Regions from separate parts of the Homo sapiens genome. Here regions 2 and 3 are each linked to region 1. Evidence: chromatin loops called from intact Hi-C (ENCODE). Cell type or tissue: gastrocnemius medialis. All regions are shown on one strand.

The links. Hi-C counts contacts between places; a loop is a spot of excess contacts. Peaks named below come from ENCODE experiments on the same cell type or tissue, not always from the same donor. Only the 100,000 strongest peaks of a DNase experiment are listed, where the experiment ranks them.
Region 2: it touches region 1 in a loop (5-fold over the local background); 17 of 110 quality-filtered maps call a loop at or near these places.
Region 3: it touches region 1 in a loop (4-fold over the local background); 13 of 110 quality-filtered maps call a loop at or near these places.

Annotation. Positions count from the first base shown.
Region 1 is chrX:39,905,008-39,913,007 of GRCh38, reverse strand. No RefSeq gene overlaps it. Among named protein-coding and RNA genes, the nearest start is that of MIR1587, 71 kb to the right of the region's middle. RefSeq lists enhancers at 4,559-4,853, 4,227-4,923, 4,332-5,531, 6,359-7,148. In gastrocnemius medialis, no CTCF peak of the experiment used is centred here; DNase peaks (open chromatin) are centred at 4,467 and 4,757; H3K27ac peaks cover 614 bases.
Region 2 is chrX:39,727,438-39,735,437 of GRCh38, reverse strand. No RefSeq gene overlaps it. Among named protein-coding and RNA genes, the nearest start is that of MIR3937, 70 kb to the right of the region's middle. RefSeq lists an enhancer at 4,389-4,683. In gastrocnemius medialis, a CTCF peak has its summit at 4,531 (motif pointing left); DNase peaks (open chromatin) are centred at 3,508 and 4,467.
Region 3 is chrX:40,150,204-40,158,203 of GRCh38, reverse strand. It overlaps a transcript of BCOR not described here. Among named protein-coding and RNA genes, the nearest start is that of BCOR, 56 kb to the right of the region's middle. RefSeq lists enhancers at 111-850, 851-1,590 and a silencer at 4,369-4,418. In gastrocnemius medialis, a CTCF peak has its summit at 4,151; DNase peaks (open chromatin) are centred at 3,003, 3,703, 5,156, 6,273 and 2 weaker places; H3K4me3 peaks cover 4,246 bases; H3K27ac peaks cover 4,984 bases.

The DNA of each region.
Region 1 (8,000 bases):
TGGGTGCTCCCACCCCAGACTCCCAGCTGCCCCAGCTGACACCGAGTGGAGGAGAAAGAAGCTGTCTCCATCATGCCCCATTGAAATTGCAGGTTGGTGAGCAAAATAAATGTCATAGTTTTAAGCCATTAGGTTTTGGGTGATTTTTTAAAGTGCAGCAATAGGTAACTGGAACTGGGAGACAGGTGAAAGAAAAAAAATGTAACAACACCATGTGGTACTTTTTCAATAAAGGTACCCACACATGGGCGTAAGGAGAGGAGAGTAAATGTTAACCTTTGTGTGTGTGTGTGTGTGTGTGTGTGTGTGTGCGTGCGTGCGCACATGCATGTATGTGAGATGGGGTGGGTGGGGTATTCATCAGACAAAGTGCCATGGGAGAGATGGGGCTGAAAGCTGATATTTCCAGGCAGGCAAAATGGGGTATGCAAGGGTGCTCACTAAAGGAAGAGCCAGTGCAGTCACAGAGCTGCAGAGTCACGGAGCCACAAGGTCACAGAGCTGCAAGGTCACAGAGGTGGGTAGAAGCCCAGGGCTGAAGCCCAAAAGGGAGCTGGCTTTTGCCCGCCCATTGCAGTGCAGGTTCCAGCTCTCATTTACACATTATTTTCTTCCAGTTGCATCTGAGGCTGGTGGATGCTAGCCAGAGAGGGCCCTAGGTTGCATCAGGGAACCGTCTGCAAATCTGTGCAGAGGGCGATGGCGTGGGGGTGGCTTTCTTGTGGGGAGTGAATCCCAGGCAGGCTCTGTAGCTCCTCAACAGGATGGGGTGGGGACAGAGGCTTCTCCGCTCCCCAACTCCAGGGCCTATCCTCCCTCACTCTCTGGGTCCTTCATCTGGATATCAGCTGACTTGAGGCCGTTGGTTCCTGAACGCTGGGGGCTGCTGAGCCTTGGACTATCCCTGATGCAGGGGGTGGTGATCAATGCCCTTGTGTGATGGCTCGGAAGTCTGGGAGTGAGATCAAGCCAGGATTCGGGAATAGGGAGAGATCTCTGGGGACCTGGCTATTCTAGTGAGACAAGCACCGCCCCTCCTCAGAAGCCATTCCCAAAGCCTTCATCTCTCCAGCTGCTTCTCTGTCCAGTCTACTGAATGAGTGTGGAAGGGTCTTGCAGCTCTCAAAGGCCCGTGTAAATGGAGCAACGTCTGCGTGCATCTGTTCTGCGCAGGCCCTGTGCTAAGATCTCCACACGTCTCTGCTCATTTACTTCTCCTGGCAGCCCTGGGAGGAAGGTGCTATACTGTTGCTCTCCGCATTTTATTGGAGAGGAAACTGAAGCTTAGAAAGGGCACAGGAGTTGCGCAAGGCCACATGACGACCACTGTGGGTCTGCCCGACCCAGGGCGCCGTGCTCTCCAGCACTCACCAGTGCTGCTGCAAAGACCAAAGAGATGCCATTATTCCTTTAGTCTGGCCTGGTGGTTAAAGGCACAGACTCTGGAGCCAGGCCACTAGGGACAAATCTTGGTTCCACCTGTGTGACCTTGGGAAAGTTACTCAACGTCTCTGTGCCTCAGTTTCCTAATCTGTCAAATGGGGCTAGCACTAGCACCTGCCTCAGAGCTGTGATGAGGAGGAAATGAGTGAATGCATGTCAACCACTTAGTACAGTACCTGGGGTGAGGTTGTTGCTGGATGCGTTAGCTACTGTGATGAATTTCCCCCAACTCTCATGTTACTAAGTATAGACGCCACTTAGCCTTTATATCTGATTGCATCATGGGCGGTTGCAACTATATCTATCTCCCTGATTAGACTGTGAGCTCCCGGAGGGCAGGAGCAAGAATAACTTAGAGGTGCATCATAGAGACCCCCATTTCCTCCTCGCTCTGCTCCCATCCTCCCCATCCTCCCCATTTAGTAGGAGGTGTCTCTGCCTTTGTGGATTGACAGAAGAAAGAATTAATGATCCTTTAAAGCCAGGGAAGAGGGAGTCAGGCAGAAAGGACAGTGGATGGGGGCGCTGAGGGCTGGGGGGCTGGTCTCGGACTCCCAGTGCCCCTCCCTGGGAGCTGGAGCTCCTTGCGCAGCCCGGGCCTGCCCTGGGCCCTGCGGCCTCTGCAGGTTCCCAGAACCCCGACAAGCATCTCCTTGTCTTCCCGGGACTCTTGGTTCTGGGCGCCTTGTCCTGCCCTGTTCCCTGCAGCTCTGCACACAGCGCTTGGCAAGAGTGGCCCGGGCACTGGAGAAAGGCTTGCGGAATCGTGCTGCATTCTAATGACGAAGTGTCTCCTCGCAGTGCCGCCTCCCTACTTTGGGCCTCAGCTCGTTTTACTGTCAGCTCTCCCAGCTTGTCAACAGACTTGCAGCGAGGCTGGGCCAAGAGGCTGCAAGAAAAATTCAGGGTGGTCACAAGCCGGGCCTCCCTCTAGGTGGGAAGGGGCTGGAGTCAGCGTTCGAGCCCTGCCTGGGCCTCTCAGGGCACTGTGGGTGGACAGAGCATCCCTCGCCCCTGCCGGCCCCATGTATGTCCAAGCCGGGGAGGGGAGAGGAATGCAGAGCCAAGCTGTGGCAGGGCTGGAGGGGCCCCAAATGCCCATATCCCTCGGAGGAATACAGAGGTCCAGTGCCTACCTGGTTCTGCCCCAGGGCCTGAGGCGGCTTCTCTCCCATCCATCATTGCCCTGATGTCTAATCTGTGCTGGTTTGTCCTCCTGCCCTGTCTGCCAGCCTTGGGGAACATTTGGGACCCTCAGGGCCTAGCCACATGATAGGCCCAAGTAGGACTGGCTCTGCGTCAGGGCTGGAAGTGTGTGCTGAGCTCAGCCCACAGGGAGGCCTGCTGCCTGCTGTTGACGCTGGTGGCCATCTCTCCCCATCGTCAATGTTCAGGAGATTTGGCTGGTCACCCCTGGCCTGGGTTTCTTCTCCATGCCACCGCCCCACCTCGGTAATTCCCCTGGAGACTTCTAGAGCTTCCAAGTTGAAAGGGACCTGAGAGCTCACTTTGTCTAAATCTCTGCCTCCAGCTGCCTCTCTCAAAGCCTTCTACTCTGCTGCCAGGGTTACCTTTCAGGACCAACCCTAGATCCCTCTACAATCTTCCATGCCTCACCATTGCCCTCAGGAGTAAGTTTGATCCCCTTAGCTGAGCCCCCCGAGGCCTGCGATGATGGATTCCTGCAACTTTTCCAGGCCTCATCTAGTGCCCCCGACCCTGTTATCCCATATTCCAGCCACATATAGCAGTTGGCAGCCCCCTGGTGGGTGAGACTATGGCCTTGTGTTTTTTTTCTTTCCTGTTTCCCTTTCATCTCCCTTCCCTCCCCTATTTCCTTATTAACCTGGGCCACCTCCTCTATGCAGCCTTCCCCGATTATCCCTCCACACACTCAACACATCACCTAATCCCTGGTGCTTTGTGGTGGGCTGAGTAGACCTCAATTGCAGCACCTGGGACAGGGGGTATTGCCCTGTATTCTCCTTCAGGATGCTTCTCCTCCCAGGCCAGAAGCTCTTGGAAGGCAGGGCAGGCACATCTTTCCTGATTTTCCTTCTCTAGAACCTACCAGGGTATCTTAGGTAAGAATTCTCCAGGGCAAGGTGCGGTAGCTCATGACTGTGATCCCAGCACTTTGGGAGGCCAAGGTGGGTGGATCACTTGAGGTCAGGAGTTGGAGACCAGCCTGGCCAACATGGTGAAACCCCGCTCTACTAAAAACACAAAAATTAGCTGGGCGTGGTGGCACACACCTGTAATCCCAGTTATTGGGAGGCTGAGGCAGGAGAATCGCTTGAACCCGGGAGGCGTAGGTTGCAGCAGTGAGCCAAGATCGTGCCACTGCACTCCAGCCTGGGCAACAAGAGTGAAACTCCGACTCAAAAAAAAAAAAAAGAAAGAATTCTCTAGAAGCAGAGCCTGAGGGGGAAGTCCCGTGTGAGTGCTTTATGGAGCAAGTCCTTGCAGGAGAAGCCAGCGAGAGAGCGAGGGCAGCAGCGCGGCAGGGAAGAGGTGAAGCAAGGAGGGAAGCTCAGCGGAAGCCTGGCCTCAGCCTGATCCCAGGGCGGGGGTGGGGGCCATGGAGGGTCCAGGGCAGCAGAGAGCACGGAAGAGTCAGAGAGTGAGAGGGCAAGAGAGGAAAGTAAGGCAGCAAGAGGGCAAGCAGGAGAGAGTAAGCCGAGACAGCAAGAGAGTGGCGGGGTGATGGACAGGGGGCATGAAAGAGGGCACAGAGCGGGGAACAGAGCACCAGGGAGAAGAAGAGAGTAAGTGAAAGCCAGCAAGCAAGGAGGACGGGAGGAGGAGGACAGAGAATGCAGGGAAATGAGGGGATGGGAAACATATTTCTGGAGTGTGGGCACAAGAGAGGGAAAGCATGAGAAAATAAAGGAAAAGCATGAGAGAGAGAGAGAGACAGAGAGGATGAGTGAGCGCAGTGCGAGCCTGTCCCAGGCTCTCAGGGCAGTTCAGGAGTCATGGCTGGGCTGCGGGCTTTCCCTGGGGCCCACGTGGGTGAGAGATTGAGCAACGCCTCCCTGGCGTGCTCTCTGTGTGGTGCCCCTGGCAAATTTCCCTGAGGCCCTCCTGTTCCAGGGGACTCTCGGGGCCACCGCTTGGGCCAGAGGAGAGCGGAACTGGGTAATCGACTCACCGTGGGCATTTCTGTGCAGGCTCATTCTCTAATTCCACAGCTCCTCAAGGAGGGGGCGGCCCTGTTATTATTTCCATGTCACCACAGAGGAATCTGAGGCCCGGGGAGACCTGACAGGGCTCAGAGGTGAGTCACTGAGAGAGAATTCATGTCCCTGGATTCCCTTTCCTCTAGGAGAAGAGACGTAACTCCAGATGGAGCATCCAGTGCCCCCGTGATGCCTCTGCCACAGCACATGTCCAAATGCAAACACCCAGGGCCAGGCAGGGGGCTAGAGAAGGGTCCCCTTGTCTTCCAGGCCCTTGAGAGGCCTTGCTAAGCTCCCACTGGAGGCCAAGCCCTCCTTTCCACTTGCTTAGACTTGGTCAGAGGAGGGAGGGTGGGCACAGGGCATGGCGGGTGGTGGAAAGGGACCAGCACCAGGCTCTGGGTCACCTCTGTTCCAGTCCCAGCTCTGCCACCAAACAACATGTGACCTCGAACAAGACACTTAATTTCTCAGAGCCTCCATTTCCTAATCAGTAAAACACTGACAAGGCTTGCCTTGCCCACTACCTTAAAAGCTCGTTGTCAGGGCCCATTAAGATAATACAAGTCAATATCTAGTACCATTTCACAGAGGTCTCCCGGAGGCCCTTTGTAAATTCTGTCTTAGCTTCCTATGGCTGCCTATAACAAATGACCACAATTTGGTGGCTTAAAACAGTAGGAATATATTCTCTTATGGTTCTGGAAGCTAGAAGCCTGAAGTCAGTTTCACTGGGCCATACTTTCTCATGAGAATCCAGTGAAAAATCTGTTCCTTGCCTCTTCTGGCTTCTGGTGGCTGCTGGCCTTCCTTGGCTTGTGGCTGCCTCACTAATCACTACAAACGTCAAGGCCAGCATCTTTGCATCTCACTCTGCTCCACGTTCACGTGGTCTTCTCCTCTTCCATTTGATTGATGCAGGCACCAGGCTCAGGGAAGTTACCCCACGGATCAAGGTCATCGCCAGTGAGAGAGCTGGAATTCGAACTGAGGCCTCGGAAATTTAAACCTCCGTTCTCTGTTCCAGCTCGGCCAGAGCCTGCCTCCTGGGGCCTCTGTGGCCTCTTTTGGGGAGCCCTCTGGAGCCAGCCTGTGGCTGTCCCTGGCTCATGTCCAGCCAATGAATCGAGGACTTGAGGCTCAGGCTGGACTGTGGTGTCTAAATAAAGGGTGCCCTTGAGATTAGAGCAGAGGTCAGGAGAGGACACCGGCTGCAGATGACCAGCCCAACGGGGTGGCCTCAGTGGCCCATCAGAAGGCTGGGGGTGGGCTGGCCTCACTTGCAGCGAGCTCTACCCTCCAGTGCTCTGCCAGCTGGGCAATCTAGGATCTCAGGACTGAGGTCAATGCTGACATAAAAACCAGTTGACTCAAGCAAGACCACCTACATATTTAAACAGATCTTTGAGAACGAAGGGGTTGTGTCATCACTTGGGGATGGAGAGACAGAATGGGTCTCAGACTGGGGACTAGAACTTTCTTTGCTTCAAGAAATTTGTCCTTTTAAGAGGCTGATGCCTGAGAGGGCCCTTTCTACCTTCTCCTTGTCCTGTTGAAAGAAATGGCAAAGTCTGTCCAGTTTAGTTCTGGAGAAAAGGTAAAACAAGGCTGTGTGCGTGCACATGTGCGTGTGCAGAAGTGTTGAGGGCAAAGAGATAGAGCCATTTAATTTTTTTTTAAAAAGCCAGATGAACCGGCAGAACTCGACACTGCTTACTCTATTCCACATTTTATCCGCAGAATAAGAGCCAGAACAAGAGATCCAGGAACATGGGAAATACGGCTGTGGCTGAAGTCTTATCTGGGTTAAAAACCCCAGGAGTGCTCCTCTTTAATTTTTTGGCAGAGCAGGATCAAGGAATCGATTCACTCTGGTTATGCTTCCTACCATTGTTTCTGTGGGCCGTGTTTGATCTGTGTTTCACGTGCAGATCTGCTATCCACGCTCTGAAAGAAATAATATATTCTGCATTGCACCAGGTCAGCCTCAACCATGAAAAACCTTTTTTGGATGATTTCAAAGCCACACATAAGCTCGCGCGTGAACACACACACACACACACACACACACAGACACACCAGCGTGCGCATGTTCACACACACACTGTTTGTGTAAAGGATTAAAAAAGAATGAAAGGCCCAGTTGCAGAACATGACCAGGGTTCCAGACGTGGAGTGGCCAAGGCTGTGGCCCTCACCCGCTGACCTGGGCCAGCCATGTCCCCTCTGAGTCATGTGTGTGCCCCACCCCTGCGGGCAGGGGGCATCCGGACCATTCGATGGTGTGCCTGGTGAGGTTATTATTAGTAACAATGGTTTCCAGTGAAAGAGTAATTTTCACAGTGGAGAAGGCTTCCCCTTCCTTCAGGTCAAAAGCTGAACGGAGACGAAAATGACATTAACCAGTGCAGGATCCTGAAAAGATGAAATGCTCAACACCTCCCAGCTCTAAATTGGACTGGGCGTTTACTAGCGTTTTAAGGGCCAGAGGGAAGTTGAAGCAACTGCCGGGGTAACACACACGTGAAAAATGTGAGGCCAGACAGTCCGGGCAAATAAATAACCCTGTGCTGGCAATAAGAGACGTGCCTGGAGTTTTAGCGCGGGGCTGTAAAAGTTGACAGGAGCCATTTGGACTGAAAACGGCCGTGTGGATAACGCTGCCAGGTTTTGCCAAGCGCCCGGCTGTTGAATACTACAAAACTGAATAGATGAAAAAGAAAACAACAGCCACAAAAGAGAAAAAAAAATTGCAACACGAAACCACCCACGCAGTGTCCACCTACCCCTTCCCCTCACGCTTGGTGCCCTCTCCCTTTGTTTAGATAAGGTGTCCACTGCTGCTGCTGCTGTTGGCCACCAGCCAGCTTTCTGTCTCCAAACTTGGGGCTTCAGCGCCACACAGGAGACACAGCTCTCTGATGCTGCCGGCCCGGGTGTCAGCAGCACCCCGAGGGTCCCTGCGGCTTTGTGTTCCCAGAACGATGATTTGTTTGACAACGGGCTTTCCTTCCAGACTGTTCTTCCAGTCTGGCACAGTGTGTGAGTCTCCAGAGACAGGACAGGGCTGTGGAGTGCCAGAGCAGGCACCTCCGGCCACGGGGTCGGGCCACTGTCTAATTATGATGGCCACATAAAAGAAACCCAGACACAGTCAAAGGCCAAGGAGTGCTTTTGGTTTCATGGACTAACTGAAGCATTTAAGCTCATCAGGCCTGAAAAAGTTAAGTGCAGGGGGAGCAGGACGGACAAGACTGGACTTATTCTATGGCGCACAAAAGATTCTTAATAAGCTCAGAGAAGGGTCCCCCACCGCCGCCACTCACGTCTTTCTCTCCCTGCTTCATTCCAAAGCTTCTGTGTTAGGCAAAGAGA
Region 2 (8,000 bases), 180 kb after region 1:
TCACTGCCATGTCCCCCCCTCCCACCTCCACCCTAATGATTTGTCCTGGCAGCAGAAACATTACAGCGATGATTTCATGTAGAATTTCATTTGCTGTTTTTTTTTTTAATCCCTTGAAGAAGGGGCTGAGCGATTAATGGGTCTTTGAGAGATCAAAGCTCTATGTGGCAAAGAGCTAATAATAATCGTAGCTAACATTGATTGGGGACTTTGTATGTGCCCGGCACCATCTCACAGGCACAACAAACCTTTGAGATAGGCACTGTTTATCATTCCCATTACTGAGACACAGAGAGGCCAAGCCAGGACCAGTGGTCACATAGCCCCAAGTGGTAGCATCAAGATTGGAGGGCATGGTGGTGTGGCTTTGCAGTATTCAATCACCTGGCTATGCCACCTTGTGAAGGTTTGAGGGGAGCACTGGACTGGGAGTCCAGGAAACAGAACAAAATTAGCTTTCAGGCCCTCTCCCATCCTGTGTGCTGCAGCTAGTCAGAGGTCAAGTTGAATTTCAATCACCTAGAAGCTTGAAGGCTGCTGGGTGGGGACTACGCATGGTTAATGTTGCTCTGTGTGGTGCCTCGGCATGGCTCATGGTCCACATGGAAGGCAGCCAAGACTCCATCACTCTTTCATTATCTGAGCAGGTCATTCTGTACCTCAGTTTCCCCATCTCCTTTCTTAAGAGATGATCATGGATACCATTTGTTAAGCACCTACTATGTACTGGCAGCTTTATGTAAAATAGATCTACTCCTCATGGCAATCCTGAAAGGTACATATTAATAGCCCTTTTGAGAGATGAAGAGATTGAGGTTCAGAATTCACTACCTTGGCTCAAGGCCACACAGTGAGTGGTTAAGCAGGTTCCAATCCAGACTTACTTAGACGACAAAGCCCAGGCTATTTTCTACCACCTCTAGCTCCCTCCTTTAAAAAGAAAATAGCTACCATGTGCCAGGCACTTCTTGAGAATGATTTCCTTTCCTGCAACACTCCTGAGAGGTCATGATTATGACTTTCATTTTACAGATGATAAAACAGGTTCAGAGAGGTTTTGTAGGTTGCACAAGGTCACACAGCTTAGTGGTGTTAGGTCTGGTTTTCAAACCTGGGTCTGTCTGTGTCCAAGCTCTCCCTCTTTCCATGATGTCATATATGTGAAACGGCAATTAACTAAACATGCCAATTTCTCCAGATAGCCAGAGGTTATCTGGCTGTTTGTCACCTTTTGAGGGGCAGAAAAAAGGGAATGTTTTAAAAGCTAATGTTAGGAAAAATAGGTGAGACACTTGGGAAAACCCCCTGACTGTAAAAGGTATAAGGCACAGGAGCAAGAATCCAGCAGAGGGTGAGGGACTCAGTCCATCTGTCCATTCATCCATCCATCCACTTGTTCACCCATCCATCCAGCCATCCATCCAACCATCCATCCATCCATCCATCCATCCTCCCATCCACTCATCCATCCATCCATCCATCCATCCATCCATCCTCCCATCCACTCATCCACTCATCCATCCATCCATCCATCCATCCATCCTCCCATCCACTCATCCATCCCTGATCTTTGAGGAGAGACCAGGAGCCTTGGGATGTTCTGCTGGCCTGTCTGCTTTGTAAGTCTGTGTCTCGTGTCCCAGGTGTGATCTCAAGGAAGGGAGGTGCCTCCTGGTGCAAAAGGTAATTATGCAGAGGAACCTCAGGCCCCATACATGGAGGAGGTTCTCCTCACTGACGCCTGACCTCTCCAAAGGGCAGAAAGCAGATTTTATGGACATCTCTAGGGTTTGGGATGCACGTTGGCTTTCAGCTCAGGAAGACACCTGAGGCTGGAGAACCTGAAACAGGGACAGAGATTGATGATTTATTAAGGTAACTCTGAGATCCCCCTATCTTTCTGGGTCCAGGATTTACACCAAAGGGAACCTCCACTTTATCTCTCCTTCCCACACCCATGTCTACATGGCAGATGGGAATTCAGGGTGTAGAGGGTGTGGTGGGGGCAAGGGAGAGGAACAGGAAGACAGTTCATTCAGAACTCTCATGTGGCATTTGTGGCTGCTGCTTCCACTTCATTGATCAGATTTTTCCCAATTTGCCAGGCTTGGGAAACTGATCTGAAAGGTTGCTCAGAACATTTTGGGGATCTGTCCTTCAGAATCTACCCAAGAACATTTGTCCCCTTCTGAGTCTGGTCCCAGCCTCCATGGGGCTTCAGACTGCAGTATGAGCTTTTTAAACTCAGTTTTTCCTCTTTCTATGCTATTGGCCCTGATCCCTTTGAGAACCTTCCGTGGCCCTCACAGCTTTATCTGCTACTTCCCCAGCATGGTTTGACAGTGAGGCCTCTGTTGTGGCATTGGTGTAATCCAGTTCAGCAAATATTTACTGGGCCTGATCCCTGCCAAGAACCATGCAAGACCTGGGAGACAAACGCACCCTGCAGCCAGTGGCCTGGGAACTTCTGTTCGTTAACCCCATCTACAAGGAGACAGCCTTGTGAGTCCTTTTTGCATGAACTATCTCATTTAGCCCTCAACTCAATGCCCATTTTTCAGATGGCAAAACCGAGGCCTTGAGAATTTCCCCTTTATCCTATTTCACTCAGCTCATGCCACAGAGATGAGATTTGCACTTATTTTGATTTCAAAATCTATATTTTCATCACACTCCTTTGACTCACTTGGGCCAAAGCCTCAGTTTCCTCAGATGTGTGATGGGGACAATTTTATTCGCAACCTTAAAAGAATGTTGTGAGAGTCTTTTGTTTTCTTTTCCTTTCCCTTTCTCTTTCTCTCTTTCTCTCTTTCTTTCTTTCTTTCTTTCTTTCTTTCTTTCTTTCTTTCTTTCTTTCTTTTCCTTCTTTCTTTCTTTCTTTTCTTTCCTTCTTTCCTTCTTTCTTTTTTTGAGATAAGATCTTGCCCTGTTGCCTAGGCTGGAGTGCAGTGGCACGATCATAGCTCATTGCAGACTTGAAAACCTGGGCTCAAGCCTCTCACTTCAGCTTCCCAAATAAGTGGGACTATAGGCACATGCCACCATGCCTGCCTAATTAATTTTTTTTTTTAATTTCGTAGAGGTGGGGTCTCACTTTGTTGCCCAGGCTGTCATTTACTTATTGTGATGATGAAGTGGGGTCTGGAAAGCTGCTCTGCCTTGCGGAAGAGTTAACTGATCCAGGAGCTTATTACAACCTCAGGAAAGCCCTTGCTGAGTAGGCACTTAGAATCTTCATAGTGAGCGGTGCTGCTAGCTCTTCTTCCCAACACTGGTGTACTACCGCAGCACCTGGAACCCCAGAGGGACATTACTTCTATGCTTTGATTCCTTAGAGCTCCATGAGGGTGTCCAGGGGAGGGGGAGAGTCAAGTATATCACGGACTGTTAATGAAGGCCTTCAAGATGATCTTGTAAAAATCCAACCCCATCATGATACAGTGTGGAAGCTGAAGCCTGGAGAAGGGCTGGGACTTGTCCAAGACCACGCAGCTGTTTCTTGGCAGAACTGGAGTGACCAGGCGGCTGTTAGGACTTTCCCTGTGGGACTCTGGGGTTTGTTGATCAAGTTCAAGTCTCAGCTTTTCCAGCATGAAAATGCACGGCCTCTGAGAAATGACACAGGGAAGGTGCCTGCAGGAAGAGGAGGGGAGAAGAGGGAGAAAAGTCAGGAGGGATGGGAGTCCTAGGCACTGCCTTTTGAAAAACATTAAATATGAGAGTTGATATAATCCAGGGGACCTCCAAACTGGCGGAGTGCCCCAGGACTCCCACCTGCAGCAAGCTGGGAGTCTGGCACTGGAATCTGTTTTATAAATGAGTTCCCTGGGTTACCGAAGCACGCACTCTGGCCCAACCCCTGACAGAGGGGCACCTGAACCCTGTGGGGCCAAGCTGGTTTGTCACCCAGCTCCTCCCTGGTGGGGCAGGTCCCACTGTCCCCTGCAATAAGGTCAGTCCCAGTCCCTCCCCCCACCTCCATTTCTCCAGTTGATCACGGTCCTCCTTGCCCACAGCCACCATGGACCCCATGACAAACACACGAGGCTCAGGCCTGGAAGATCTATTAGTGCCACTCCTGTCACCGCCCGCAGAGCAGGAGGAGAGGCAGCCAAATGCTGTGCTAATTATTCTAGCTTCCAGCAGGGTCTCGGAGGTCCCAGCCATGGTAAATCTTAACTTTCATGCTATGGTGCACCGGGATGCAATTTACTTCAAAGAGAGCATAAATCCCCACTGCGGCGTGTATCAGAGGAGTGTTACATAAAAGTGGCCCATGTGCTTCCCACCCTGGCTGCCTTCTCTCGCTCCCCTTCTCTCCCTCCCTCACTCTCTCCTCGTAAGTTTGAAAAAGCCAGCCCGCGGTTGGTTACACATCTCGCACGCAAAAACATTTACACACACGTCTGCTCCCAGCCTTATAAATCACCAGGCTTGGCGACTTGGCAGTGGGAACACAGGCGAGCTCTATTTTTACCAGCCCCATCCGCAGACAGCCCCGGGGGCCCCTCCTTTCCTACAGTGACACCTACTGGTGCTAGCTTTGGCCAAAGGCAGCCTTGCCGCTTCAGACCCATTTCTCAGGCTTTGGAGGATGGTAACTGATCAAGGCCTGGCCCTTCCCCCAATTCTTCCTCTGCTAACCCCTTCCAGCCTCTGGGGAATTCCTCCAGCCACAAATTCCACCCAGGAAGCCCCGCCCCACCACCAACGCCCTCAACCAGGCTTGACATAATAATTACCTTCCACAGAGCTGCGGACTGCAAGAGGCAAGGCCAGCACAACTCATTAGGATGTCAAAGGATCAAGGGAATTGGGGAGGGGACTGCCTACCAGGTCACCACCCCCCCACCTTCGGCCCCAAAAGCAAGGTTCCTTCCTGTAATGCAACCTCCTGGGGGGTTGTCCAGTTGTGTTTCAAGCAATTACTTCCCTGTGAAAGACATCTGTTATCTTCGCTGACACACACGAGACTGGCGGCCGATGTGGTTTCTGCGAGGGGCTTGTGAATCCTGGCATTGTCATCGCAGCCCCGGTTGGGAACGAAGGGGGTGGGGTGAGACAGAGGCACGTCTGTCTCCCATCCCCAGGCCCCAGCCCCAGCCTCCTCCCAGCGACCTCTCCGGAGGCAGCCGTGCCAGGTCTAATGCTCCTAATGTCATCTTTGCAGATCCATTTGTGATTCCTTGATGCTGTAATTACTGCGGCTCCACTCCCCTCGCAGCAGCTGCCATTAGCTGGGCAGACCGCAGGCTGCGGTGACGTGGCCTTGGCAGCCTGGGGGGCCTCTGAGGGTTGGCTGGGGTGGGTAGGACCCTCCCTGCAGGCCCAGAGCTGCCAAGAGGCCCAGGGAGGCTGGCTGAGCTGGTCGAATGCTGGCCTTTAGTGGCTTTGCCCTGAGTGTAACCTCCTCCCACTTCTCCCCGCAGTCAGTCGACTGTGGAAAGTGCCCCAGGGTGCAAATGCCCCAGGGTGAAGGGTGAATTCTGCACAGTTCCAACTCAGCCGCTGACACACTGGTGACCCTGGGCAAGTCACAGCCCCTCTAAGCTTTGGTTCCCTCAATCATAAAAAGGACAGGGTTGAATTCCCCAAGAGGAGGGGAGGTAGCTTCCCTTCCAGCCCTGACTGGGGATCCCTCTTTTTTCCTATCTCAGCACCTGGAAGGACCTGTACAAATGATGGGTGCTTTTTTAGAGGCCCAGGGAGGTTATCAGGTGCATTCTTGGGACAGGAATGAAAAACAAACACCCTAGAATCCTGCTGTGCCAAGAACCCAGGCCATAATCTCAGAGACAATCTATCTATCGCTTTCTATTCTAGCACTTTGCTTCTCAGGATAGAAGCCCTGGGGTGGCGTAAAGGGCTAACCTCACCTGCACTCAGGCTTTGAGGGTAGGAAAAGAGGGACTATGATGGACTCGAAGAAATGAGAGTAGAATCAGATGCTGAAAAAAGACAAACCAAAGTTTTGCTCATGGCCCTTCACTTCCCCATTCTCCTCCCCATCCCCAGTGTTGCCCTAATGTCACTGCTACTGATAAAAGAATATTGTGTTCAAGGCTGGCTGACAGTGAAAGTGGGTACTGTACAGAAGTCAGCCCCTTGACGGTTTTGAAACATGGCAGGAAATTCTCTGACACTTTTCTCATCCAGAGGCAGGTTCTCTGGTCCTTCCCCTTGAATCCGGGGTGGGGGGTGGGGGTGGGTTGTAACTGCTTCAACCAAAATACTACTGAAAGAGTGATGCTGTGTGGCTTCTGAGACTAGGTCATAAAAGGCCATGCAATTTCTGCTTTGTTTGCTGTAACATTCATGCTTGGAGCTCCAAGCTGCCATGTAAGATGTCTGACTCGTGGCTACCATGCTGGGAGGAAGCCCAATCCACATGAAGAGGCCACCTGTAGATGCACTGGCCAACTGTTCCAGGCTTTGAATTATTTCAGCTCAAGCACCAGACATATGAAGTGTGTTAGGCCATTCTTGCATTGCTATAAAGAAATACCCGAGACTGGGTAATTTGTATAAAAAGAGGTTTGATTGGCTCACAGTTCTGTAGGCTGTACAGGAAGCATAGCACCAGCATTTGCTTGGCTTCTAGTGAGGCCTCAGGAAGCTTTCACTCATGGTGGAAGGCAAAGCAGAAGCAGACGTCTCACATGGCAGAATAGGAGCAAGAGATGTTGGGGGAGAGGTGCCACACGTATTTAAACAACCAGATCTCGCAAGAACTCATTCACTATCAAGAGGACAGCACCAAGGCATGAGGGATCTGCCCCCATGACCCAAACACCTCCCACAAGGCCCCACCTCCAACATAGGGGATTACAATTCAACATGAGATTTGGACAGGGACTAATATCCAAACTGTATCACGAAAACCTCCAGACGATTCCAGCCCCTGGCCATTGAGCCACTTCCGCCTTCCAAGTCTTCCCGGCCAAAGCCCCAGACATTGGGGACCACTGACAAGCCACCCCTGCTGGACTCTGTCTGCATTCCTGACCTAGGGAATCTAGGAACGTGCTAAACTGGTTATTTATACCTTTAAGGTTGGGGTACTTTGTTAAGCAGCAATAGATAACAGGAGCCCCTTACACCAGGCTCCTGCCTGGCATCTAGCCTAATGCATGAAGACATGGACACCTGTTTTCCATAAAGGAAGCAGGAAGTTTTCTAGAAGGCTAAGAATGGCATTGGGCCAAAGGATCTGCTGTGTGGGCTGTACACTTAGTCCCCGGCTGCAGAACTCTGCCCGGTTCCAGAGGGAGGCTGAACTCTGGGCATGCCTGTCCTTGTTACCTCCGGTGTTAGCCTCAGTATTTGAGTGAGATCTAAGAGTTGAAGCCTTCCTTGTTTCTGTTAAAGTCTCATTTTATTTCTGATGTAACCCAGAAGCCTCCTAGCTGAGGCTGGGAGAAGGAATGAGAGATGTCCTGACCCTTTTATTCTCCCCTAGTTTGTAACTTGGGCCAAAGGGGGATGGCTTTAGGAGGGAAGGAGAAGGTGCTGGGGGATGGTGGAAGACAGTGCCCATGAATAGGCACACATTTTTTCATGGTTTATCTGTTGGAGGACAGAGGACAGATTCCCACCCGGGCACCGAGAATGTCATCTGGCAATGAGATGTACAAGACCTTGGCTGCCACTTTATAGTTTCACGAACGAGTGTGGGTGGGAGGCACATTTGGCTGCCTGTGGCGAGAGTCAGCCTGCTGGTCTGTAACTTGTACAATTTACAAGGAAATCAGATCTGTTTTATCCATCCTTTGGAACCATCAAAAGACCGACGGTGCATTCAGTTGTGGGCTATCCCAGGATACACTTAAACATTTTCTAGAACTTATAATCCTAGCTCAATTTTACACATAAAATTCAATCAACGACAAATTCCAGTTTGCTATTTAGAATTAGACAATTTTGTGCTAGAGTGCTCTGTTTTTGATCAAAAAAGCACCCGGGAGCCTAGATTGATAAATAATTGGCCACAGGGTGAAAGA
Region 3 (8,000 bases), 250 kb before region 1:
GCCACTTCGTCCTGACAGGCCCCCTGCCCGGAGCCCTACCTGGACGGGCCCCGGCTGGGATCGGGACGGCCAGGAGGATGGCCGCCTGGCTAGACATGGTGGACAGGGGACCAGCGGGGACCACTGGGTGCCAGCCCCACACCCAAGCCATTTCTTCCAGCCCTGGGACACCTCTGGTGCGCAATTCGACATTAGTAACCGCAGGTAGGGCTTCATGCCCCGTAAAAACACAGGGCTCAAAGCACTTGAAATCAGGAATGTCTTGGAAAATCTGCTACTTCTGGTTGTGAAATCCACGGTATTCTCTAGTAAAGGCAGTAAAGGCTACAGAATATGTGCGGTTCCTCACATTTGCTGTGACATCGGTATGCGCGCAGTGTAGGCTGCCTGCCTCCTAGGACACTCCAAAACCTGAGGTCCAATTTACCAGAAATGGCATTGATGAATGCGGTGCATTCTGAGTGATCTCCCGCTGGGCTCAGGTTGGGAGGTCAGAAGGGCCCCCAAAGGGAGCAGCTAATGCAGGTAGAATCACAATGGTAGAAACAGAGAAGTACCCAGAAACGGTTCCCCATTACCCTTTGTAAACTGGGTTGACACCTCCCACTGGTTCAAGGTTCCAACCAAAGTTTGCATGTTGTTTATCAGCTCAGCTTGAGAGGCAGAATGTGAACTTTTTGGTTTTGTTTTGGTGAAATAGTCTTTCTGCATAACATTTGCACCGGCTTGTTATTCTTATGGAAAACACTTCCTCCACCTACCCTGGGCAGCAGCCACACCAGCCTTTACTTCCTTCTGCAGGCCCTCTTAATTACCTCTCTCTTGCTCCAGTTTAGGCAGCCCCCGGCACTTTGTTCAAGTACAGCAATAAACCCAAGACTGGGCCTAATCCTCTGTGGTCCTGACCTTCCCCACAGCGGGCCTGGAGTCTGGAGGGCCTGGAGTCTGGAGGGCCTTCCTGCTCCCCTGATTAGGGCCAAGGACGCAGCTTGATGTGTTTTGTGTTTTCTCCCCTCTGCACACTTGGTACTTTTCAGAGTGCTTCACTAAAAAATCAGATACAAGAAAAAGTTCACATCAGCCCTTTGGAGCCAGGCCTCCGTGAGCTGGGGTCACCCCACCACCAAGCCAACCATTCGACTTCTAAACTGTAGCCAGGGCCAATGGGTTACCGCTGACCTTTTGCACACCGAATTCCTCTCCTAGCGTTAGCTCGGGTGGCCAGGGAGCCTCAGCTGCACCCACCTCCTGCCCGGTCCAGTCCCGATGCCCCTCGCGGGAAGCGCGGTAACCTTAAACGGCACGACAGGCGGCTGGCCGAGCTGGTTCGGTGACGACTCCCTGGAGACAGCGGCTTCGAGCAGCAGGCCCCATCTGCAGCGCAGCTGAACGAGTTAAGCTGCCCCAGGCGTGAGCGTACCAGGCTGGGGCCTGGACAGGAGAGAACCGGCGGGGGGCCCCGGGGCGCCTAAGCCCTAGGATTTCCAAGTTGCAGGGGGAAAGGTGAACCTGACTCCCCTCCCGAAGGGCTGCGTGGGGGGCTCAGAAGACTCCTGTCAGGGGTTGGGGAGGCGCCTCGAAGCGGGGCCCAGAGTGAGGCTGCTGAAAGGGGGCCTGGGGGGTAGGCGGTGCGCCCTCGAGGCCACCTGGTCAGTAAAGGCGCTTCTGTGCTGTACAAGCAAGACAGCAGTTGTAGCACCCGACCCTCGGGCTCCAGTGGCCCACGGTGCAGGCGGGCAGGGGAAGAGTGGCTCTGCGCGCAGCCCCGGGTGCCCTAAGGTCACCTCCTCATCCCCTGCCGCTGCTGTGCCGCCCCAGCCCTACCCCCGCCCCGAAAAAACCCGGCCGCGCGGGCCAGAGCCTAAGCTGCACGGGCTCCTGACCCCGGCTCGCCAGGCTCAGCCCAGTCCGACCCCGCCTCGGCTTCACAAAGGCCACGTGCGGCCAGGGCCGACAAGGAACGACCACGACTCTCAGATCTTTAATTACGCTAGGAGTCCCTACCCTTCCCCCCAACCCATCGCCGGCTTCCAGCCCTTTAATCAATTTCACGATATTAAATATTAATTTCCTGCCAGCCACGGTTTCTCGGAGGAGGGGGAGGGGATGGGCAGGGCAGCTCCGAGGCTGGAATGGCTTTGCAGGGTGTGACCACGACAGCAGGGCGCGGAGGACGCGCGGATTCCTAAGTGAGCTGTGCCCAGAACTCGGAGCCACTGGGTTTTCGCTCTGTAGCTGGGGAACTTGGAGAGTTATGAGCGCCTGGGTGCAGGCCTCCAGGAGGGGCAGCGAGGTGCGCGGAGAGTCCGGGTGTGCTGGGCGACCGCCTCCTGCTCCGCGCGCCCCCCCTCCCCACCCCAGCCGCGAGTCAGCCTCACGCGGGCCCGCGGCGCGCTGCGATGATGGATCGCGCCTGGCGGGGGTGATTTGGTGTTGATCGCACATTATCACTGGCAGGTTGGACTGGTTGCTGATGGACGACTTCTAGCGGCGGCGGCAGCAGCGTCTTCAGACACCGCGCTGGGACTCGCTCGCTCGGCGAGGGTCTTTCCCCCCCCCACACCCCCTCCCTACTTCCAGGCGCCAGGAGGGCCTGAGAGTCCGAGTGGGGTCTCCTCGCGTCCAAGGCCGCCCGCTCCCGTCTGGGTCCGGGTGTGGGCTGTTGGCTGGGTGAGGAGAGGAGCCAGGACGCCTCTCCCACTTCCTCCCACTCCTCCTTCCCTTGCCGCCTGCTCCCCACCCCCTTCCTGCTTCCCCACCGAAACCCGGAGGCCCTGGGTCACTCCGCGGGTGATATCCACGCCGCCTGACCCTGGCCGCGGGGGTGCGGACTCCTCTGCTCCGCAGCCCCCGACCCTCTCCCCCGGTCGCAGCAGCCGCGGCACTGCGGTGCGCCCCTTCTCGCCTCTTTTTCTAAAGTGCCTGCAGATACAAAAGCGGTTTCGTAATGCCTTCCGTCTGCGAGAGCCGGAGGACCTTGGCTGACCTTTCGGAAACTGATTGCAACTGCCTGTTAACAGCCCGTACTGACCGCACTGAGCGGAGCGGAGGACAATCATTTAAGTGACAGACGGCGAGGTGGCCCCGGCTCAGTCGAGCGGCCTGGTTAAGCCCGCCCCGCCCCTCCCCCGACCCCCTCCCCTCCCGCAGCTACTCCCCCAGCCCCGGGCGCACTGCGGGCCGCGGCGGGCGCTCGGGCAGGCGGAGAGGACGCGCGCGCGCGTGCGTGTGTGTGTGTGCGCGCGTGTCCACGATTACCGGCCGACGGGTTAACCCTTTGCCGAGCAGCCGGTCCCTTTGAGGCCGGGTGCTGCCGGATTAATCTGCCATCTGCAAAAGAGGAATAACAGGGCCGTCTCCGCCGACTTTCCCTAATGGGTAAACTGTACCCTGTTAGCGTGACCCACGCTGCGTCCCTGCTGCTGCCAGGGAAAGATCCGGACCCTTGGCTCTTCTGCCGCGGCCCTGGGTCCCCTCCCTGCACTGCCCTTCCTCTGCACAGACACAGACACAAGGAACAGCACGAGGGGTCCAAAGGCTCCCAGGGGCTCGCGGTGCAGTGGACGTGGGTGTTCCCGGTGTTTTCTATTTTGGAAACTGGAGAAAGGTGGGGTGGGGGGGACGTAGAGAAAAGCCGAGGTGGGGGAGGGGAGGCTGGTGACAGGGCACCTCGGGCTTCGCTCGCTCCCTCTCTCGGGAGAGATCGCCAGCTGCTCTCCAACAGGCAGCGCCCTGAAATCTATTTAAAGAGAGGGAAAGGGGAGGAGAACAAAGGGGGAGGAGGGGGACGGCGAGCGGAGCCTGGGCGAGAGCGAGCGAGCAGGGAGGATCCGCCGCTCCGCGGGCACATCAAGCGCTCACATCTGTACACTCCGCGATCGATGGGGAGAATGGATAATATTTGTCAGCTGCAGACCTTTCTCTTCCCGGTTCCTGGGGAGGGGAGGGGGCGAGGAGGGGGAGGGGCGGGCAGGCCAGGCGAGAGAGGCCGCCTCAAGGACAGCGCGCTTCCCGCTGCAGCCACACGGAAACCCAGAGCCATGAAAGCCGGGGGATTTTTCTCTTATTATCATTATTAATTATTTTTTATTATTCCAGAGCAGCCAGCGAACGCTCGGTGGCGCCCCTCCCCCGCCGCCTCCCTTTGTTGATTCTCAGCTGCTAGAGCGGCGGGCCCGAGCCGCCACCGCCGCAGAGCACGATCTGCTCTTGCGCCCTCGGTCGCAGCTGCGGCCCAGGAAGCCGGGGCTGCGTCCCCGCCCCCTGCCCCCCACGGCGCGGCAGCCCTCGCACCCCCTCCTCGCCTCCCGCCACGAGGCCAGCCCTGCCTCTCCACTGCCTCTCGCTGCGGCTCCGAGTCCCCAACGCAGAGCAGAGGCACTGGCTGCTGCGGCCCCGAGCCTCCGGCCGCGCGGGGGCCTTTGCCACCCCCTAACCCCCGCGGCTGCACTCTGATGCCGCCGTCCTCACACATGGTCTTCATTTTGCACACTAGCGGCGTGCTTCCTCTCAGCTCCTCTCCTCGGGGCTTTTCGGAGCGAGGAGGGAGGTTTAGAGGAAGTTAGAAACCCAGCGAGCCCAGGGGAAAGGGGGAAAACCCTCGCTCTTAGTCTCAGCTTCCGAGGCAGAGGGAGCGCCCCGCGGGGGGTGGGGCAGAGTCTGGGTGCCCTCCCCTTCCTTGGATGCAGGAAAGGTTAAGTGAGGGGTGGCGGTCGGAGGAGCGACAGATTTGCTTTTGCTCATCCACATGCCTGCTCAGACCGGCCTGGGTATCACTGACCCGGCACTCTCGGAACGGCAGAACCCGGATGGGAGCAGATCCGCCAAGCGGTCATCAAACAAGACCAAAGACATTTCAGCTGTCCCCCACCCTCGGGCCTTGGGCGAGGGTGGGGGTGCCCCCTGGGTCTTTGCTTCCTCGCGCACCCCAAGGTTGGAAGGCCAAAGCCGACGCCTCACAGACCGGGGGTCCGGGCCCCCTCTCTAGGGCGGAGGTGTGCAGAAAGCTCTAGTGCGAGTTTACTTGCGGCCTGGCTACCCCCTCCCCCCGCCGCTGTCCTGCGATTCCGGGCCAGCCTGCGGCGGCGTCCCCGACTGCTCCGCGGTCCTGGGCAGGGCAGGAAGCTGGCACGGCCGACGGCTGGGCAGGCGCCACTTGGCCGGGCAGGCTGCTCGCTGGAACTCGCGCGGCACCTTCGCGCCGAATCGGGTTCCTGGGTCTCCAGCCCGGTCACCCTGAGCGGTTTCACCCCCCACTTTGACCATCGGCCTCCCGCGGAAGTCTCCCTGTCTCCTCCCGCCCTCTCGGCTTTTCCCTTCCTCATTCTGTCTCGGGAGCTCCTTAATGCAGTCAACCGCCTTTCCCGAGATTCAAAAAGAAGTTTTGTGTTTCCCCGGGGGCAGCCGCCTAATGCTTCCCTTGTTTTCCGGAACAAAGCAGACATTCAGTGAGGAGGGGGCAGGCGCTGACTCCCTCCCCTCCCCGCAGCACCCCGCACTCCTGCAGATTCAGAACGCTGGCTCCGGGGCCCGGGTGGCCTGGGGGTGGGGTGGGGACCCCCTTCCCCTAGGCTTGGCCACAAAAGCCTCGCCCGGTAGCCGGAGAGAAAGCGGCGTGGTGTTTGGGTGAGGTTCCCAGCCCGGGCGGGGAGGGCGTGCACGCGGCTGTTTACAGTGTGCCTGTGCTGCTGGAAGCTCACCCGCCGCCGCTTGACAGCGTGGGGCACCCGCTGGCTGCCAGCTCAGAGGAGATGCGCAGCGGCGAGCCCTCCAGCACTCCACCCGAGGCCTCCGCAGCGCCAGGGCCAGGGCGCGCTGGGAAGCTCCAGGTCTCCAACCCCGAGTTCCTTCGGCCCACATACCCCTCCCCGTAACAATGGCCTAGATCCGGTAGTATATCAAAGGGACGGGGTGGGGAGGGGTGAAGAGCGCACAAGGGGCGCTCAGGGCTGTCGAAGCGCCTGGGTTCTGAGCATATCCCCGCCGCCGCCTGTCCCCTTGCAGGACTAAATTCCCCGGCCCGAGTGAGCGAAAGACAAATACTCTAGTGACTTGGAGGTGTTTCTCTCTCCGGATACCCCCCTGCAACCCCACCAACCCCTACCCACCGTGCCCAGTGAACTTCTCTCCACCCCACCCCGTGGGGACCGCTGCACTAGCTGTGCCCACGAGCGCCAGGCCTTCTCGTCGGCGCAGCGCTGCCTTAGATCCCGCTCCACCTCTTCCCCTCTCCTGGGCCTGTGGCCGGCCCCTGGCGCCTCCAGCGCGGCCTGAAACTTGATCTCACGTCGAAAGGACAGTGTGTAAACACCAGGCGCGCTCCGAGAACCCACGGGAGGGGCCGAGCGAGGGCCGCCGGGGCAGCTCGAGGCCCCGCGCCCCCGCCTGCCTGCTCGCCCGGGACACGATCGGCGGGGCCGCCGTCTCGCTCTCTGCCTCCCCAGTTGGCTCAGCTAATTGGAGCCGCCGCCGCCGCCACCGCTGCGGCCTCTTGTTGAATTTTCTAGATCGCAACCGTTCAGTCGTGGCTGCCTGTCGCTCCCCTCCCCCTTCCACAGCTGTTACCTCTGCCGGCAACTTGGTGGTGGTGGGGACCCGTCCCCCCGCTGACCCTGGCCTCAGGCTCCGAGTTCACCCCAGCAGTTCCAGGGGGTGTTTTTCTTCGAGACGTGGGAAGGGAGGTAAAGCCTTATCGGAACTGTGAGGCTTCGTGCCAGAATCCAAGGCTCGGGTACTAGCCAGAGGATCCTCCCGGCAGAAGGCCATGGTCCTCCCTGTCTTACACCAGGAGGTAGTGACAGTCCCGGAGGGAGGGGCTCCAGGAACAACTCTGCTGGCGACTTCTGTTCATTCCAGGAAAACATTACAGAAGGGTGAGGTGATGGGAGGCAGAAAGATCCCCCCTCCCTCCTGCTTGCCCCAATCCCTGTCAGCACTTGGGCATTTGGGACTTGGTGTGTAGGTTCCTTCTGCAGCAGAGCTCACCTGCGCCTTGGGCCTAATCCACCCACATGCCACAAGGATGCTTTTCCTCTTGGTTTGGAGTACCTGGTGGGTCCAGGGGGGAAGTGCCACCCTTAGTGGGTTCTGGAGGTACAACTCCCCCATGCTGGGTCAGTTCTATGCTTGTACCAGGAGGCCCTCCTGGGCCTTGGTCCTTCCCAGCCATCCCCAGCCTTAGCCTCCTTTCCCCTTGGCCAGCTGTCTCATGCCTTAACCACACATCTGTGCTAGCTGCAAAAGGTCCCGCCTGTATGGATCTGTAAGAGGCCCAGAGCTCGGCCCCATGGTTGAGGTGGGAAGATGTGAAGCAGTTTGCTAGTGCAGGAATCATGAAGATATTGTTGATGATGGCAGAGCAGTTCCTGGTCTCCAGCATTGCCTTAGAATGGCTTTTCCTCGTGGTAGAACTTTCGCTAGTGGGTTTCACAGGCTCAGGGCCCAATCTTGTGAAAGTAGCTACACTCCCCAGCCCGGAAACACATAAATACACATAGGCAAACTCCCAGGAGGCTGGGTGTAGGAACCACCACCGGGGGGATCTGCAGCAGCCAGAGAATGTCTGCTTTTCCTGTGATGGTTCTGAGAAGGGCGCCTGTTCCCTCCCTTTGATGGTTCTCTGACAACTGTTAGGTAACAAAGAGTGGAGGCCACAGGCTCATTAACTGTCATTTTCCACCTCTTTCCTCCGCTTCTAACTTTTACCCAAATTACTACTTTGGAGTTTTCCTGAGGTGTTCTCTCCATCTATTTATAACTAGAGCAAGATTTCCAACTCAATCCTTATTGATTTAAACTATGATAAAAATGAATCCATAAAATTATTATTATAATTTGGTGTCTAAGATGACATTTCACTAGGTCAAGTTCACACAGTTTTTGGCATCTAAAATCCCCCAGGCCTTTCCAATCAGATAACCTAAGTGTGTTTCCCACTGTCAGTTTCTCTTCCCTTTCCGTAGTGGAAAAAAACTGAATCCTCTCAAAGATGTTTATTCTCC